2 separate regions of the Homo sapiens genome follow, and region 2 is linked to region 1. A link is a loop called in an ENCODE intact Hi-C map of the cell type or tissue named here. Cell type or tissue: PC-3. All regions are shown on one strand. Links, peaks and the distances in the headings refer to the core of each region. The heading gives the core; the rest is flanking DNA.

Region 1 (9,910 bases), core at 790-8,789:
AGGTCTCTGACATGCCCTGGAGACATTTTTCCCATTGTCTTGGGGATTAACATTTGGTTCCTCATTACTTGGGCAAATTTCTACAGCTGGCTTGAATTTCTCCCCAGAAAATGGTGTTTTCTTTTCTATCACATTGTCAGGCTGCAATTTTTTTCAAACTTTTATGACCTGCTTCCTCTTGAATGCTTTGCCACTTAGAAAGTTCTTCCACCAGATATCCTAAATCATCTCTCTCAAGCTCGAAGTTCCACAGACCTCTAGGACAGGGGCAAAATGCTGCCAGTATCTGTGCATATCAAGAGTGGCATTTACTCCAGTTCCCAACAAGTTCCTCATCTCCATCTGAGACCACCTCAGCCTGGACTTTTTGATCAAATCCATTCAACAAGTCTCCAGGAAGTTCCAAACTTTCCCACATCTTCCTGTCTTCTGAGCCCTCCAAACTGTTCCAGCCTCTGCCTGTTACCCAGTTCCATAGTCTCTTCCACATTTTCAGGTGTCTTTACAGCACCACCCCACTATCTGATAACAATTTACTGTATTAGTAGTCTGTTCTCATGCCACTAATAAAGACATACCTGAGACTGGGTGATTTATAAAGGAAAAAGGTTTAGTTGACTCACATTTCCACATGTCTGGGAGGCCTCATAATCATGGCAGAAGGTGAATGAGGATCAAAGTCATGTCTTACAGACAGCAGGCAAGAGAGCTTGTGCAGGAGAACTCCCCTTTGTAAAACCATCAGATCTCCTGAGATTTATTCACTACCATGAGAACAGTATGGGGGAAACTGTCCCTGTGATTCAGTTATCTCCACCTGGCCCCACCCTTGTTATTACAATTCAAGGTGAGATTTGGGTGGGGAATGGCCAAACCACATCAGCTGGGAAGTCAGGAAATGTAACTAGAAAAATAGTCAGGGTATGTTTTTATAATTTATTGTCCTATCACTTCTTCTCAAAGAGTTAAAAGCTAAATTTATGTTGAACAAAGAAAGTGTCATAGCACATAAAGAAGAGGAATTTTCTGCCTGCTTATTTTTGTTCCTTGAAAGCTTTTCTTCTTACAAAAATTAGTGCAAAATTTTTTAAAAATTATTATTTTAGATTTACTTTCAACATTATATAAACCACTTCCTAATCTCATTTGTTTTGTAAAATTTTAAAATCTGATTAAAATACTTAGGCCACAATTTCTTGATTTACCAACATTATACAATCTCTTTTATCTCTCCACCATAAGGGGAGTAAGTATGATATCTTTTATTGTTGCTTTTTTTCACCTCACCTATAGATTGATTCAATTTTTGTCAAGTGATTTTTCTAGGCTCTGCTTGAGTGCCTTCTTATTGTGTATAATGTTGATTTGTTGCTTTATACTTAAATTCCAACTTGGATAAGTTTAACTTGGGTGTTTGTACCTTTTTCCCTTCATATTTCTGTATATATGATCCAATTATCTTCTGACATTGAATGTGTTGTGGAGAAGTCTGACTCTAGCCTGATTTTTCTTCTCCTAAGTCACTTGCTGTTTTTTCCTGGATGCTCAAAGAGTTTTTACTTTATAATTATTTTTTTTTTTTTGTTCTGTATAAGTTTTAGTGAAAAGCATGTGATCATTTGATTGGAATGATAGACTTCTTCCTTAATTTTGGAGAAACGTTCTATTGTTTCTTTGAGCTGTTTGTACCTTTTTCCTTCCATATTTCTGTAGATAGGATCCAATTGTTTTCTGGCATTGTGTGTGCTATGAAGAAGTCTGACTCTAGCCTGATCTTTCTTCTCCTAAGTCACTTGCTGTTTTTTCCTGGATACCCAAAGGGTTTTTACTTTATAATCATGTATATATTTTTTTCTGTACTAGTTTTAGTGAAAAGCATGTGATCATTTGATTTGGAATGATAGTCTTCTTCCTTAATTTTGGAGAAATGTTCTGTTGTGTCTTCGAGTCATTTTTCTCCATTTTTAGGTTCTCTACTTCAAGTATATTGATTTCTTTTTTTAGACTTTTGATCTTTTATCCACTCTTTACTTCTTTTGATCTTTATCAGTAATTCTTTTTAGCAGTGTCTGTTCTGTTGTTTTTGCCAATTAGTGTAATGGTTTTATAATCATATAAGATATCTTACTTTGTTTTTAGTTTATTTAGAAGTTTCTCTTTTATTTCACTGTTTTGTTTGATCATTTAGACTTTATTTAGCCCTTTTGTTACTGAATTCATTTCCTTATATATTTATTAACAAATAGCTTTGTAATACAAAGAAATCATGCATAATTTTCTTTTGTTTTCTCATTATTTTTTCCTACAATGCAGTATTCTTTTCTTAATCTGCTTTGTGTATTAGGAAAAAATTATAGTATGGTACATAGTTCCCGACCCATTTCTTTCTGTCTTCTGCTTCCTTGAAATGGGCTTTTGCATTAATTTGGTATAGATGAATTTTTCTTTTCTCCCTTTCAGAATTACCTAGGGATTGTTTTCCTTCCCTAGCTCCTGTTTGAGAGCCAGGTATTTCAAGTGCATTATGTTCTGAGCCCCTATGAGGAAAGGAAGAGCACAGCTGGGATTTGGGCAGCAGTGATGAAAGGATCTGAGCTCTGTACTTTCTCAGGTTATTCTTCACATATTTTGTGTCAGGATCACTCCCTCTTGTCATGGAAGTATTCTTTTTCAAAGAGGATATCCCTGAAATTTGAATGATTGCTCCCATTTCAGCTACAGGACCTGATGCACCATTGCTATCAGAAAATCTTGCTTGGTGTTAGTTTTCTGTATTTGTCTCATCATTCCTCAGCATTAGTCTGTCTTCCTTATTGTGATTGTAAGGGGCTTCACCCCAGCCTGCTGCTCCCTGAGAATCCTTTGTTCTTATGTTCTTTGTGCTTAATGCTGAGGATAACTAACCCTGTGTGATGATATAATTCTGTCTTCACTGTCCAGTTTTCTCCCATCTGGTAGAGATCACAATGACTGGGCCTTTCTGTTTTTTTATTTTTGTTTTTGTTTTTGTTTTTTCTTCGAATGCGATGTTATGTGGGTAGGTAGGGATTTTAGTCCTATAATTTTTAACTAATTTATCCATAAGCTAAAGACGAACTCAGCTCTTCAGAAGGAATAGTCAGATTTCGGCCGGGCGCGATGGCTCACGCCTGTAATCCCAGCACTTTAGGAGGCCGAGGCAGGCGGATCACGAGGTCAGGAGATCGAGACCATCCTGGCTAACATGGTGAAACTCCGTCTTTACTAAAAATACAAAAAATTAGCCGGGTGCGGTGGCAGGCGCCTGTAGTCCCAGCTACTCGAGAGAGGCTGAGGCGGGAGAATGGCGTGAACCCGGGAGGCGGAGCTTGCAGTGGGCCGAGATCGCGCCACAGCAGTCCGGCCTGGGTGGAAGAGCGAGACCCTGTCTGAAAAAAAAAAAAAAAAAAAAAAAAAAAAAAGAATTGTCAGAGTCTCATCATTTTCATTCCCTATATCATTTGAGGGAAGAGGGGTTATGACACTCTTCCGTTTCATTCCTTGTCTGTTGTTTTTCAAACATGTCAGGAATTTGGGCATATTTCTTCTTTAGCTGCTGACAGTAAAAGTGTTGTTAGTTTCATTTGACCTTTGTTGTTGTTGTTGTTGTTGTTGTTGTTGTTGATATTAGCTGTGGGAAAGGGAGACTCTGTGATATGGTTTTACTCTACTGTATTTTCCAGGAATTTTTTTTATCACATTTAAAAAGTTTTTGACCTGAAATCTATCTAAAGTCACACAGAAAGCCAGGAGGAGGGGCTTCCAATCGAAGATGATATAGTTTGTGATACTGCAGCTGACATTTAAGACTAATATTGTTGCACTTTATTAAGTGCATATTACTCAATCAAGAAACGTTAATTCTGTGGGTGCCTCATCTTCTGCGAATTAAAGACTGTGTTTCCCATGACCATACTTAATGTCGTGGTTTAATGCATGCAAACTTTTTGCATATGGGCAAAGCCTTATGTTTGTGAATGTCTTCATCTGATTTAGAAATAGCACACAAAGTACATTCCAAATCTTGAACAAGATGGTTTTCATCTTAAAAAAAAAAAGAATTAAGTTCTGAATGTCACAGTAGAGAGTTTAGTTAGAATTTAACAGATTACTGTGTTCTTGAGCGTGTCAATTTACAAGTAATTTCTTGTTTGAAAAATGAGGACATTGGGCTAGATCAGTGTTTACTCATCTTGCTTGGTCATAAGAATCACCAGAGTATTTTTGTCAACAGTATTGATTCCCACATCTGTTCCTTGGAGATTCAAATTCAGTACTCTGAATACAGTGATTTGCAACCATTGTTGCTTATTATCATCACCAGGGAGTTTTTAAAAATCTCGGCACTCAGGCTTCATCCCCTATCAATTACATAAGAATCTCTGGAGCCATAGGACCCATGGCCAAACATTAGCATTTTTTAAAGCCCGCGAAGTAATTGTGCTATAAGGTGAAGTTTGTGAAACATTGGTATAGCATGAGGCCCTTACAAAGTACCCCAGGGCATTTTTATAATTAGCTAGGCTTAAGAAATCATTTATTAAAATATCTCTAATATTTTATCCAATAATTCAATTTTCACATTGAATAGTGCCTAAAATGAAGCCACTCTGGGTATAATTTACTACTAGATTATTTTGAAAGATTTATAATGTCTTAAAATTCTGTTACCAGAATAGATTTTGCCTCTCTCTGATGAGGCAACGCTGGATTTGGAATAGTCAACTTTATGTTAAGGTTTTCTCCATCTCTCATACTTTTAAATCCCAATGTAAGAAGTACATACTCCCTGCAGGGGGCAAAATTGAGCCAAGAATGTTTATAATAGCTTCGAATCTTGGCTTGGTTACTATGTGGTAAACTAAGAAATAACCCAAATAAACTTTAAAAATAATATGTAGAATGACTTGTAAATGAATGGGAAGCTTTATCTAGTTTTTTAAAAAGGAAAATCCTACTCGTTTGAAGGAAATTAATGACAAATCTTGCTAAAACTAAATCTGTATCTTAATCAGTTATTACATTATAGATTTGTAGATTATAGTAAGATTGTAGAGATCATAGTGAAATATATAAAGGAATGTAACCCTGCACACTTTTTAAGTACTACTTATATAATACTTCTCTTTTTAGAATAATTACTGACATTCATAAGTATTCATTTCTTATTTCACAGTTATGTATTTTCTATTGTTTATGACTCTACAAAGCTATAAATAAGTATAGTTTATTTCCCTGCATTTGAGTGAAGCCAGAGGAACTTGAGCTCTCTCTTGTAAAAATATAAATAATTTGTGAAGGAGGTGGTGTCTGAAGAGTCGTTTGATAAAAAGACAGTTTGAGGGCTTGGTTGGTGCTAGGGAATACCAAGGTCCATTTTTTCAGGCACAGAGCACTTGAGGATAAAAACCTAGAGCTGAACTAGACAAGATCAAAGAACAGCTGAGCAGATAATGGAGAAGGAGTTGGAGGAGTGAGGAAGGTACTTTGGGAAATCCCAGTGGAAAGTGCTATATTCATTAATTATCCCGTGACTGGTGAGATGTTGGAGATTTTTGCTTCCATTGGCTGTTATGTATGAACAAGAAAATATATGAGATTTTGCATAAGCCCTAGCCAGACTCTTCAGTAACTTCCAGGTCCCTGTGGGGCCATGCAAGAATCACTTTGATGGTGTCAACCTTCAGAATGGTTTGGGTTTGAATGGTCATCTCTTTCTGGAGTCCCCAAAGGAAGCAAATGTGCTCTGCCCTCTGCATTCCCAGTAATGTGTCTGACACACTGGTCCAACTCTGGGCTCTGCCATGCCTCTCTCCTGCCTCCCTCTGATGTCTCACAGTCCTCCTCAGGACAGAGGGGTTGGGCTTCCTTTTGCTTTTGCTTTTCCTTTTCCTAGTTTCAGGTGGGTGTCAGAAAGGGATAAATTGGTTGAGGCATGAGGGGTTCTAAATTGGGAGTTATTTCACTAAGTATGTTCTGGCATATATAAAGAATTTGGTACATTGCATGATACAAATGGCTAATAATTTTTTTCTGTTACTTAACTAGAATTATGAAACAAACTCTCCTAATCATTCAGTTAAAACTGTTTGGAGATTTTGTGTTAATTATTTTAACTATCACGTTACCAGGAATATTGAAATATGGCTCCACCTCTTCCACTAGCTCAGAGACATCACTGTGAACTAGAAAAAACACCCCCTTTTAAAAACACTTTATTGCCAGAAATTTGTCATGATAAAACATAGAAGTCTAGATCGACTATACTTTGAATTACCTGTGCCTGGAGACTGCAGTATGCCTTTCCTTTTACGTGCTGGTTCTGGATGGTTCAGGCCACTTTCTTGAGTGTTACGATGACAACAAAGCAAATCCCTAAAATTACTTAACCACTTTGTACAAGTTTGAAGTGGACTTGTTGCCCCCACTATTTTGTTCCTCATCCATTTGGGATTAGATTTGTGATGATTATCAAACCAGATCCTAGAAATTCAGCTCATAGTTCAAAGTGGCCCAAGAAAGTGTAATCCACAAATCTCTGAGGATCTAGGATTTCTGGTGTGTACTCATCCATGGTACATCCACATGTGTCATTGTTAAGTTTTCCTAAGTCTGGTGTTTGGTATTCCAGGTGTTGACATGTCATCAGGCTGCCCTTCATTATAACTCAAAACAAGGAACCTATTTCTGTACCTCACTCCCATCTGTTGAAGACACTTAGGAAAGGATATCCTTCAGTCTTAAATCATTGTTCAATTTGTTCTTTTTCTATTTCTTTCTTTCATGGAATATCTTTTCATTTATATTTTTAAACATTTATTTCAACAATGTTTTATACATTTCAGAGTATAGTTTCGTACTTCTTTTGTCAAATTTATTTCTATTTTATTCTTTTTAGTGCTATTGTAATAGAGTTGTTTCAGTTTTATTTTTGAAACATTTATTTCCAGTGTACAGTAATGCAGTTGAGTTTTGTGTATTGATGTTGTATCTTGCAATCTTGCAGAACTTGTTAATTCTAATAGTCTTCAATGGATAATTTAGGATTTTACATGTATTATATATTAAATATATTTTTTCATAATGTATATTTTATAATATACATGAAATGCGTGAGTGTTGCCATCTACAAATAGAGATGGTTTTACTTCTCTCATTCCAACATGGATGCTTTTTCTTTTCTTTTCTTGTCTGATTCTGGCTGGAACCTCTGGTACAAATGTTGAATAGAAGTGGCAAGATCAGATTTCCTTGTCCTAGTCTGATCTTACGCGGAACGTAACAAGTATTTCACCATTAAATATGATATTATCTATGAGTTTTTTGTAGAGGCCCTTTATTATGCTGAGGAAGTTCCCTTCTACTCCTAGTTTTTTAGTGTTTTTATTATGAAACTTGTTCTTTTCTGTGTATATTGAGATGCTCATATGGTTTTTGTCCTTTATTCTGTTGATATGGTGTATTACAATGATTGATTTACATATCCTCAAATTCCTTGGATTAATCCCACTGGGTCGTGGTATATAATCTTTTTTATATATTGTTGGATTTGGTTTGCTAGTATTTTGTTGAAGATTTTTGCTTTTATATTTACATAGAATATTGTCTGTAGTTTTCTTTTCTTTTGATATCTTTGTATGATTTTGGTATCAGTGTAATTGTGACCTCATAGAGTGACTGGAGAAGTGTTCTTTCCTCTTATTATTTTGGAAAAGTTTGTGAAAAATTGGTATTGTTATTTAAATGTTTGGTAGAATTTACCAGTAAAGCCATCTGGGCCTGGGCCTTTCTTTGTGGATAGTTTCTCTATCCCTAAGTGAATCCCTTTACCTACTATAAATTAGTAATTAGAAAATAATTACTCATTAATTGGAAAATCCAATTTTCTAATTACTCTAGAGTCACTGTTGGTAATTTCTATCTTTCTAGAAACTTGTCCATTTCATATGTCTGATTTGTTGGTAAACTTGTTCACTTCATGTTCAGAGTATTACTTCATTATCCTCTTTATTTCTGTAAAGTCAGTAATAATGCTCCCTCTTTCATTGTTGATGTTAGTATAAATAATTTGAGTCTTCTCTTTTTTATAGAGGTGGGGTCAGTCTAGCTAAAGGTTTGCCAACTTTATCTGCCAGAGAACCACCTTTTGATTTTGTTGATTTTTCTCTTACTTTTCTATTTTCTATTTTATTAGTACCTTCTCTGATCATTATTATTTGCTTCTTTCTGATTGCATTAGGTCAAGTTAGCACTTTTTCCAGAGTCTTAAGGCTTTTTATCCTTAATTGTTATGATAAAAAGTCAGCTGTTGACAGTTGTCTTTTTGTCTTTAATGTTTTTACTGTGATATGTCTACATTTGGATATCTTTGCATTTTTACTACTTAAACTTTGTTAAACTTCTTGGAGGTATAAATTAATAGTGTTTCATCAAGTTTGGAAGTTTTCTGCTGTTTCTCTGAATATCTTTTACTGTTCTTTTCCTCCTCTTCCTCTGGTATTTCCTTTATTGCGTATTTTTGGTGTGCTTAATGGTGTCCCACATTTCCCTGAAGCTTTGTTCACATTTCTTCATTCTTTTTTATTTTTTTCCTCTGCTTTTCAAATTGTATACTCTCTATAGATCTATCACCAGAAATTCACTGATCCTTTCTTTTGCGAGTTCCAATCTACTCTTGATTATCTCCAGGGAATTTTTTATTTCAATTATTGTACTTTCTATCTCCAGAATTTCTACTTGGTTCTTTTTATAGTTTGTCTTCTCATTGATGATATTCTCACTTTGACGAGACATTGTCAGTAAACCTTGTTTTTTCAGCATGGCTTCCTTTAGGTTTTGGGACATACTCATAATGACTGCTTTGAGGTATTTGTCTGTTAAGGCTGGTCCTGAGTTCTCTCTAAGGACATTTCTGTTGCTTGCTTTTTTTCCTGTGTACTATGGACACACTTTCTGTTTCTTCACATATCATAGTTTTTTTGTTGAAAACTCTACATTAAAATAAGATACTGCAGCACCTTTTGATACTGCCCACACCCCAGGGTCTTGATACTATTGTTTAATTATTTTGTTTAGTGCCTTGGCTGGACGATCTTAGTGAAGTCTGTTTCTTCTGCAGTGGAAAGCCTTTCATGCTGCCCCCCAGAGGCACAGTCTTGAACATGTGCCCAGTTAACCTGGGATGACAGTGGTTTTAACAGTGCTCTCTTTTACTGTTCTTGTCCCTGATCTGTTAAGCTGTTGGCTTCTGTTAGTATCACACCCATCTGTTAGGCCTCACTAATTTCTGACTGATTTCTTAATTGTTTTTTTACAATGCCCTGGGGTATAAATTGCTCCATAGTCTGATCCAGTTAAATCCAGGACCCTTTGCAGGATAAATTTTTGGGGCCAGCCTTTGAGCCTCTGACTCCAAAAAGACTTCTTAGCTGTCTCTTTCTCTAAACTAACTGGCCATGGCTTAGCTGAATGCCCTCATAAAGCTACCAGCCTCCTTTTAATTGCCTACCATCAAAATCTCCATTTCCAAAGCACTTTCAGATTTGAACTTCCCTACTTTATCTATTTTAAATAAAGTCAGTTCCTTTGGAAAGAGTTTCAGAGGTCTTTCTTCTTATGGGCCTGCCTTTCTCTTTGGGTAAAATCTCTGAGCCACTCCTCTGGACTGAAGGCGGAGACAATGGTCTATCTTGGAGTGACACTGCTGCTTTATAAATAGGATGCAGGGTAGGGCTGATCACCTCTAGTCTTCTTGGCTTGCCTCTCCTCTGAAATATCTGTGTCTCCAGCTTAAACTGAGTCACAGACCCATATTTGCTATTGCTTGCGTAAACAAAGCTCTCTGTCTCGCAGAAACCTTGCATATGACATGTCTTACATTGAACCTGCTGTC
Region 2 (9,910 bases), core at 1,131-9,130, 750 kb after region 1:
ACCAGCAACGGAACAAAGCTGGATGGAGAATGACTTTGATGAGCTGAGGGAAGAAGGCTTCAGACGATCAAATTACTCTGAGCTACGGGAGGACGTTCAAACCAAAGGCAAAGAAGTTGAAAACTTTGAAAAAAATTTAGAAGAATGTATAACTAGAATAACCAATACAGAGAAGTGCTTAAAGGAGCTGATGGAGCTGAAAACCAAGGCTCGAGAACTACGTGAAGAATGCAGAAGCCTCAGGAGCCGATGCGATCAACTGGAAGAAAGGGTATCAGCAATGGAAGAAGAAATGAATGAAATGAAGCGAGAAGGAAAGTTTAGAGAAAAAAGAATACAAAGAAATGAGTAAAGCCTCCAAGAAATATGGGACTATGTGAAAAGACCAAATCTACGTCTGATTGGTGTACCTGAAAGTGATGGGGAGAATGGAACCAAGTTGGAAAACACTCTGCAGGATATTATCCAGGAGAATTTCCCCAGTCTAGCAAGGCAGGCCAACGTTCAGATTCAGGAAATATAGAGAACGCCACAAAGATACTCCTCGAGAAGAGCAACTCCAAGACACATAATTGTCAGATTCACCAAAGTTGAAATGAAGGAAAAAATGTTAAGGGCAGCCAGAGAGAAAGGTCACGTTACCCTCAAAGGGAAGCCCATCAGACTAATAGCGGATCTCTCGGCAGAAACCCTACAAGCCAGAAGAGAGTGGGGGCCAATATTCAACATTCTTAAAGAAAAGAATTTTCAACCCAGAATTTCATATCCAGCCAAACTAAGCTTCATGAGTGAAGGAGAAATAAAATACTTTACAGACAAGCAAATGCTGAGAGATTTTGTCACCACCAGGCCTGCCCTAAAAGAGCTCTTGAAGGAAGTGCTAAACATGGAAAGGAACAACTGGTACCAGCTGCTGCAAAATCATGCCAAGATGTAAAGACCATCGAGACTAGGAAGAAACTGCATCAACTAACGAGCAAAATAACCAGCTAACATCATAATGACAGGATCAAATTCACACATAACAATATTAACTTTAAATGTAAATGGACTAAATGCTCCAATTAAAAGACACAGACTGGCAAATTGGATAAAGAGTCAAGACCCATCAGTGTGCTGTATTCAGGAAACCCATCTCACGTGCAGAGACACACATAGGCTCAAAATAAAAGGATGGAGGAAGATCTACCAAGCAAATGGAAAACAAAAAAAGGCAGGGGTTGCAATCTTAGTCTCTGATAAAACAGACTTTAAACCAACAAAGATCAAAAGAGACAAAGAAGGCCATTACATAATGGTAAAGGGATGAATTCAACAAGAAGAGCTAACTACCCTAAATATATATGCACCCAATACAGGAGCACCCAGATTCATAAAGCAAGTCCTGAGTGACCTACAAAGAGACTTAGACTCCCACACATTAATAATGGGAGACTTTAACACCCCACTGTCAACATTAGACAGATCAACGAGACAGAAAGTCAACAAGGATACCCAGGAATTGAACTCAGCTCTGCACCAAGCGGACCTAATAGACATCTACAGAACTCTCCACCCCAAATCAACAGAATATACATTTTTTTCAGCACCACACCACACCTATTCCAAAATTGACCACATACTTGGAAGTAAAGCACTCCTCAGCAAATGTAAAAGAACAGAAATTATAACAAACTATCTCTCAGACCACAGTGCAATCAAACTAGAACTCAGGATTAAGAATCTCACTCAAAACCCCTCAACTACATGGAAACTGAACAACCTGCTCCTGAATGACTACTGGGTACATAATGAAATGAAGGCAGAAATAAAGATGTTCTTTGAAACCACTGTGAACAAAGACACAACATACCAGAATCTCTGGGATGCATTCAAAGCAGTGTGTAGAGGGAAATTTATAGCACTAAATGCCCACAAGAGAAAGCAGGAAAGATGCAAAATTGACACCCTAACATCACAATTAAAAGAACTAGAAAAGCAAGAGCAAACACATTCAAAAGCTAGCAGAAGGCAAGAAATAACTAAAATCCGAGCAGAAGTGAAGGAAATAGAGACACAAAAAACTCTTCAAAAAATTAATGAATCCAGGAGCTGGTTTTTTGAAAGGATCAACAAAATTGATAGACCGCTAGCAAGACTAATAAAGAAAAAAAGAGAGAAGAATCAAATAGACACAATAAAAAATGATAAAGGGGATATCACCACCGATCCCACAGAAATACAAACTACCATCAGAGAATACTATAAACACCTCTACGCAAATAAACTAGAAAATCTAGAAGAAATGGATAAATTCCTTGACATATACACTCTCCCAAGACTAAACCAGGAAGAAGTTGAATCTCTGAATAGACCAATAACAGGATCTCAAATTGTGGCAATAATCAATAGCTTACCAACCAAAAAGAGTCCAGGACCAGATGGATTCACAGCCAAATTCTACCATAGGTAAAAGGAGGAACTGGTACCATTCCTTCTGAAACTATTCCAATCAATAGAAAAAGAGGGAATCCTCCCTAACTCATTTTATGAGGCCAGCATCATTCTGATACCAAAGCCGGGCAGAGACACAACCAAAAAAGAGAATTTTAGAACAATATCCTTGATGAACATTGATGCAAAAATCCTCAATAAAATACTGGCAAAACGAATCCAGCAGCACATCAAAAAGCTTATCCACCATGATCAAGTGGGCTTCATCCCTGGGATGCAAGGCTGGTTCAATATACGCAAATCAATAAATGTAATCCAGCATATAAAAAGAGCCAAAGACAAAAACCACATGATTATCTCAATAGATGCAGAAAAGGCCTTTGACAAAATTCAACAACCTTTCATGCTAAAAACTCTCAATAAATTAGGTCTTGATGGGACATATTTCAAAATAATAAGAGCTATCTATGACAAACCCACAGCCAATATCCTACTGAATGGGCAAAAACTGGAAGCATTCCCTTTGAAAACTGGGACAAGACAGGGATGCCCTCTCTCACCACTCCTATTCAACATAGTGTTGGAAGTTCTGGCCAGGGCAATTAGGCAGGAGAAGGAAATAAAGGATATTCAATTAGGAAAAGAGGAAGTAAGTCAAATTGTCCCTGTTTGCAGATGACATGATTGTATATCTAGAGAACCCCATTGTCTCAGCCCAAAATCTCCTTAAGCTGATAAGCAACTTCAGCAAAGTCTCAGGATACAAAATCAATGTGCAAAAATCACAGGCATTCCTATACACCAACAACAGACAAACAGAGAGCCAAATCATGAGTGAACTCCCATTCACAATTGCTTCAAAGAGAATAAAATACCTAGGAATCCAACTTACAAGGGATGTGAAGGACCTCTTCAAGGAGAACTACAAACCACTGCTCAAGGAAATAAAAGAGGATACAAACAAATGGAAGAACATTCCATGCTCATGGGTAGGAAGAATCAATATTGTGAAAATGGCCATACTGCCCAAGGTAATTTACAGATTCAATGCCATCCCCATCAACCTACCAATGCCTTTCTTCACAGAATTGGAAAAAACTACTTTAAAGTTCATATGGAACCAAAAAAGAGCCCAAATCGCCAAGTCAATCCTAAGCCAAAAGAACAAAGCTGGAGGCATCACACTACCTGACTTCAAACTATACTACAAGGCTACAGTAACCAAAACAGCATGGTACTGGTACCAAAACAGAGATATAGATCAATGGAACAGAACAGAGCCCTCAGAAATAACGCCGCATATCTACAACTATCTGATCTTTGACAAACCTGAGAAAAACAAGCAATGGGGAAAGGATTCCCTATTTAATAAATGGTGCTGGGAAAACTGGCTAGCCATATGTAGAAAGCTGAAACTGGATCCCTTCCTTACACCTTATACAAAAATCAATTCAAGATGGATTAAAGACTTAAACGTTAGACCTAAAACCATAAAAACCCTAGAAGAAAACCTAGGCATTACCATTCAGGACATAGGCATGGGCAAGGACTTCATGTCTAAAACACCAAAAGCAATGGCAACAAAAGACAAAATTGACAAATGGGATCTAATTAAACTAAAGAGCTTCTGCACAGCAAAAGAAACTACCATCAGAGTGAACAGGCAACCTACAGAATGGGAGAAAATTTTTGCAACCTACTCATCTGACAAAGGGCTAATATCCAGAATCTACAATGAACTCAAACAAATTTACAAGAAAAAAACAAACAACTCCATCAAAAAGTGGGCAAAGGACATGAACAGACACTTCTCAAAAGAAGACATTTATGCAGCCAAAAAACACATGAAAAAATGCTCACCATCACTGGCCATCAGAGAAATGCAAATCAAAACCACAATGAGATACCATCTCACACCAGTTAGAATGGCAATCATTAAAAAGTCAGGAAACAACAGGTGCTGGAGAGGATGTGGAGAAATAGGAACACTTTTACACTGTTGGTGGGACTGTAAACTAGTTCAACCATTGTGGAAGTCAGTGTGGTGATTCCCCAGGGATCTAGAACTGGAAATACCATTTGACCCAGCCATCCCATTACTGGGTATATACCCAAAGGACTATAAATCATGCTGCTATAAAGACACATGCACACGTATGTTTATTGCGGCATTATTCACAATAGCAAAGACTTGGAACCAACCCAAATGCCCAACAATGACAGACTGGATTAAGAAAATGTGGCACATATACACCATGGAATACTATGCAGCCATAAAAAATGATGAGTTCATGTCCTTTGTAGGGACATGGATGAAATTGGAAACCATCATTCTCAGTAAACTATCACAAGGACAAAAAACCAAACACCGCATATTCTCACTCATAGGTGGGAATTGAACAATGAGATCACATGGACACAGGAAGGGGAACATCACACTCTGGGGACTGTTGCGGGGTGGGGAGAGGGGGGAGGGATAGCATTGGGAGATATACCTAATGCTAGATGACGAGTTAGTGGGTGCAGCACACCAGCATGGCACATGTATACGTATGTAACTAACCTGCACAATGTGCACATGTACCCTAAAACTTAAAGTATAACAATAAAAAAATAAATAAATAAAAAAGAAACAAGAAATAAAAAAAAAAAAGAATGAACTGCATTCCTACATACCTTAAAGGTCTAACTTCTGCTTTATTTTTTTCCCTATGGCTTATGAGACCACTGATTTTACATGTGTGCATTTCCTGATGATACAATAGAGCCATCTGGTGGTAAATGAAACCAGGCATAAAAATACAGCATTCATTCAGTTTTTGTAATTGTTCATACTATACATTGAACCTTGAGTCTCTGCCACTGGCCTCTGATATAAACAGAATTCTATGGGAGGAGGGGCAAAAAAATATTGCTACGTCACCAACAGCCTGGCTCCACAGTCAAGTTCTGCCACTACAGGTGCATACTCACCCTCAAAAGTTTGCCATTAGGGGAGGAATATCTTAGGCTGGAATGGTGATACTAGGAAGTGAACCAATTGTCCTCGGATCCCTGATGGTTCCAGTAATTTCAAAAATGGGTTCAAAAATTCTCAAAAAAAAAAAAAAGGCTTTAAACAAAATTCTTGTGTATTTACACTTAGAGATGAATACATGTTGTAAGACATTATATGCAGAAATGGGGAATTGTCATGAGGCCAAACTATTTTTAAAAGATTGAGAATCTCTGATCTAGACTGCTATTTCCAGGGAAAATTTTCTTGTTGAATGTTTGATCTCAAGAAGAAGTTTTTAAAATTTGTATGAGTAGACTCAGCAAGATTGTCTAATCCATATCTCCAGGCCTTCTCCAAACACCCAAAATTTCCCTGGCTAAGAAGAACAAACATTTCCATAAGACAAAAGCAATATAAGTCAAAGCCAAATGAAACAGGCATAAACGAGGACTGTTATTAAATAACATAGGACTTTTCATACAGACAAATTTAGGAAATTGTCATCTGTTTTAGGACAGAGAAAGACCTGAGCAAACTGTGGAGAATGCAAAGTCAGTCTTTTACACCTTCACTCCAGCTGCAGTGAGCACACCCTGCTCTCTGACCTGCCTTTCAGCTTCTCCCACTCCCTTACGGGAAAGAGCTTATACAAAAGCAAGCACTTTTTAAATAGGAGGTAACCCCATTAACAGAAAAAAGGCAAACAAAAATGAAGTCAAGAACAATTTCAAAAATAAGTAAACACATAAAGATAGAGGTCTGGGAGGTGGATATGTGGTTTCAAAGACTAAAAAAGTTAGATGTGTTCAGTTGTTGTCCCAGTTTTGCAAGGTGCAATGGCAGAAGGGCAGAAAGATAGGACTTCCATAATTAATTTTATTTTACTTCCAGGTACGTGTGGACACATGCAATTTGTATTAATAATGAAAATGAATACTTTCAGTGGTTAAAGTAGTTGCAAGTGAATAATACTAATCAACAGTCTGTTATATGACATCAAAATGATGAAAATATAGGCAATATATAGGTGTTTGGGAATTGAACCTGTGTATGGATTTCCAAATGGTAAATTCCAACAATTTAATAAAAATTCTCTTTGTTAATTTCTACTTTTTGTCTTAAAATTGTCTACCTAAATATAAAGTTATTATCTAAATACAGATACCTAATGTAGCCAAGATGATCAATCTAAAATGATACTAAATAACACTAAAAATTCAATAAACTCTTTGATTACAGTAAAGACACCTGACTATTATTATGCATGGATGTTGAGGTTGATAGTTTACTAACTGAACAAATCTTATATGACATTGTAAGAGTAGACTTCATTTTGGTTGCAAAGGTTTCTCATTGGATAATTTAAAAGAAAATTTGCATATTATTTTCTAATTTTATATTTCTTGATTTCTTAATCTATTCCAGTACCTTCTCATTATCCTCTACCTTGCTGTTAAGCCTTTATTTCTCTGTCCTAAAATGACAGCTGTACAAACTCTTTGACCCTTAAGGATTGGCTCAAGGTTTCTGACTGATCCAACTTCATGTGCGGTATCTAGAAAGATTCCTGTCTGCAGAAGACAGATGGGACTTTGCTGAACAGTAAGTAGGAGCCTGATAAATAATTGTTGATTGATTAAAGGCTCGGCAGTCAAGGAAGGTGGCTGTACCAGAGCAGGCAGTCCTTCATGCTGAGAGGCTATAACAGTGACTTCTTTGAGCAATACTTTTCATGCATCTGACCTGGGACATTGACAGGGATCAGAGCCACAGAGAAGCTCTGCTTGCCATGGTCAGGGGCCAGATGTGCAGATGAGGGCAAGAATGTGGTCACGAGGTTGAGTGATGGAACGGTTGTTTTAAGAATTGAATGAGGTAAAGCAGGTAAATGCTTTGACAGAAGAAGTGCTCAATAAATGTTAATAATTCCATTATCCCAATTCCTTTAAAGAGAATAATTTGGTATTAAGACTCTCTAGCTTATTTTAAAACCCAAGTAAAAGAAAATACCCATGGGGACACTTTTGTAACAGCAAGTGACCAAACAGCAGTGGGAAATTCAATCAAGTTTGTAATTAAGAACAGTTAATGTATTAAATATGTGCATGTGCATTTATTTAAGAGCAAGATTTTTAAATAAAAGTGTGGTTATGGCAAATTTCACCATTGTGGAAGAGCATTTTGACATAGGTCAGTTTTGGAGAATTCAGTTTCTCTAAAATCTGAGGCTTCTAATATGTCAGGGTTCCAGCAGCAGCCCCTGCTCAGTGGTACAGTAACTTCCTGCCAGATAAACACATTTTACAAATATCCTGTTTGATATCTATTCATTACTGCTGTCCATTCCTCTCTCCTTCTGCTTGACAGGCACCTATCACCCTATTCTTCCTTACCCTTCTTCAACCTACTCATTTTCTCATGCAGATTCAAGTCTTTCCCCAGCTGATCATCTTCTCCCCAACCTACCACCCATGCCTCAGCCCCTCACCCTGGGCACATTTATTTCATCTCTCCCCGCTCCCCTTTCATGATCAGAATTCACATCACAGTGGTAATTTCATCATTCTCATGTTCTTTTGTGTTTAGCGTTTTCAATAGTTTCTTTTTTTTTTTCCTTTTTTTTTTTTTTTTGAGACGGAGTCTCGCTCTGTAGCCCAGGCTGGAGTGCAGTGGCGCAACCTCGGCTCACTGCAAGCTCTGCCTCCTGGGTTCATGCCATTCTCCTGCCTCAGCCTCCCGAGTAGCTGGGACTACAGGCGCCCGCCACCATGCCTGGCTAATTTTTTTGTATTTTTTTAGCAGAGACGGGGTTTCACCGTGTTAAGCCAGGATGGTCTCGATCTCCCGACCTCGTGATCCACCCGCCTCGGCTTCCCAAAGTGCAGGGATTACAGGCGTGAGCCACCGCGCCTGGCCCTGCAATAGTTTCTTATACTAAATTGCCCATTTCTACTTAGGCAAATATTTAAAAACTCAATTTTCCTGGCTCTAATCCACTCCAGTGAAAACAGTATTCCTCTGTGTTTGGGTTTGCCTCAATAGTCACCTAAGAAGATGTTTAAATTAGAAATGTGAACAAACTACAACTAGTTGTTGAAATGCCCATCTATATGGCTGAGCAGGTGGTGGCCCTGGGAGGATGGTGGCCTGGATGAGCACAACCTAAGGAGCACTCTTCTTGTAATCTGGAAGGCATGGTCTATATCTGACTTGATTCTAAGTGACCATGTGACTTTGGACCAGCTACTTCATTTGTCTGCGTCTCAACATTTTCATCTTTAAATGAAGAATGTATTGATCAAGACAGCAGGAAATAGATGGCTACTCCAATGCAGAAACCGAGGAGAGTTAAACGAAGGGATGATTTAGAAGGTGTGGGTAAGATTAAAGGAACCAACAAAGGTTGGTGAAGCATTTCCTGGAAGTACGGGTGCCCTTTGCCTTATCTTGACCTGAAGAGGTAGGGGAAGAGCAAAACTGACAAGTCTAGAAAGAAAGCTTGAGGAGAGGAACACAGCCACGGCCAACTATGTCTAGGCAGTCTTGGTGGTTGGAGGGAAGCGGGGAGGGGAAATGAACCAGCGGAGTAAATAGCCTGACCTTCTCTCTTCTCATCCCCTCTTCTCCTGTCTGTGTCTCTCTTGGGCTGAACTCATCAAGCCAGAGGGCAAGAGAACCCAAATAAATGTCCAGCGAGATCAGCGTTCCCTGAAAAGATGAGTTGGGAAGGGTGGAGAGTGGATAGGGAGGAGGAAACAAAAAAACCTCAGCCCAAAGGGGTTTAATTATATTAGTGGTTCCCAAATGCCACCCCATAGATCAGTGTTGGTTTGTGATAACATTTGTGCCAACCAGCAACAAAAGGACAAGGCAAACTTTTAAAGAGAACATTGTGAATTTTTCATGAAGCCAAATTGATTCCACTTTGAAGACTGTCATTTATTCTGAGATTATAATCATTCTGCTTTCTTTGGTGTTAAGAGGATATTTCTTTAACAAATGATGGTGGTACATGGAAATTATTGTGTTTTAGTGTCTTGAAAAAAATTGAAAAGTTGGCAGTCCTATGAGAACTAACCCTAATTATTTTGGGTGTGAAAATTCTTACTGGTTTATGAAATCTAAGTATAGAGACCTCCTATCTAAATGATCTCTGTTAAATTGTGAATTGAATGTTTTATCAGGTGACCTTTCCAGAACTAGAGTCCCTGAATTCCCCTGGACCTAGTCCAAGATGCACCTGTATTCTATATCAACTTATCTGCCTTAGCAAGGTTCCAGGATACTATTTTTTTTAGAAATAAACACATTCCTAAAAGTCAACCTTTCACCCTGTGAAAGATTTAACTACTTGTCCATTTCTATAGCATTACTGATAGAATAAAAGAAAAAGGTATTGGAAAGAAATTGTTGACTCAGATTTTAATTTATAAAAAGGTTGTTGGCATGGAAGTTAAAGAGAAATGCCCATGTGACATT

The links. A loop is a pair of places that touch in the nucleus more often than their neighbours do. Peaks named below come from ENCODE experiments on the same cell type or tissue, not always from the same donor. Only the 100,000 strongest peaks of a DNase experiment are listed, where the experiment ranks them.
Region 2: it touches region 1 in a loop (27-fold over the local background); 7 of 110 quality-filtered maps call a loop at or near these places.

What each region holds. Positions count from the first base shown.
Region 1 is chr5:128,493,961-128,503,870 of GRCh38, reverse strand. The region is part of intron 5 of FBN2 (fibrillin 2); the gene reads left to right. Among named protein-coding and RNA genes, the nearest start is that of FBN2, 39 kb to the left of the region's middle. In PC-3, for the core only: a CTCF peak has its summit at 4,815 (motif pointing right); a DNase peak (open chromatin) is centred at 4,820.
Region 2 is chr5:127,742,246-127,752,155 of GRCh38, reverse strand. All of the region lies in intron 2 of CCDC192 (coiled-coil domain containing 192), which reads right to left. Among named protein-coding and RNA genes, the nearest start is that of CCDC192, 44 kb to the right of the region's middle. In PC-3, for the core only: a CTCF peak has its summit at 5,228 (motif pointing left); a DNase peak (open chromatin) is centred at 5,235; H3K27me3 peaks cover 1,344 bases.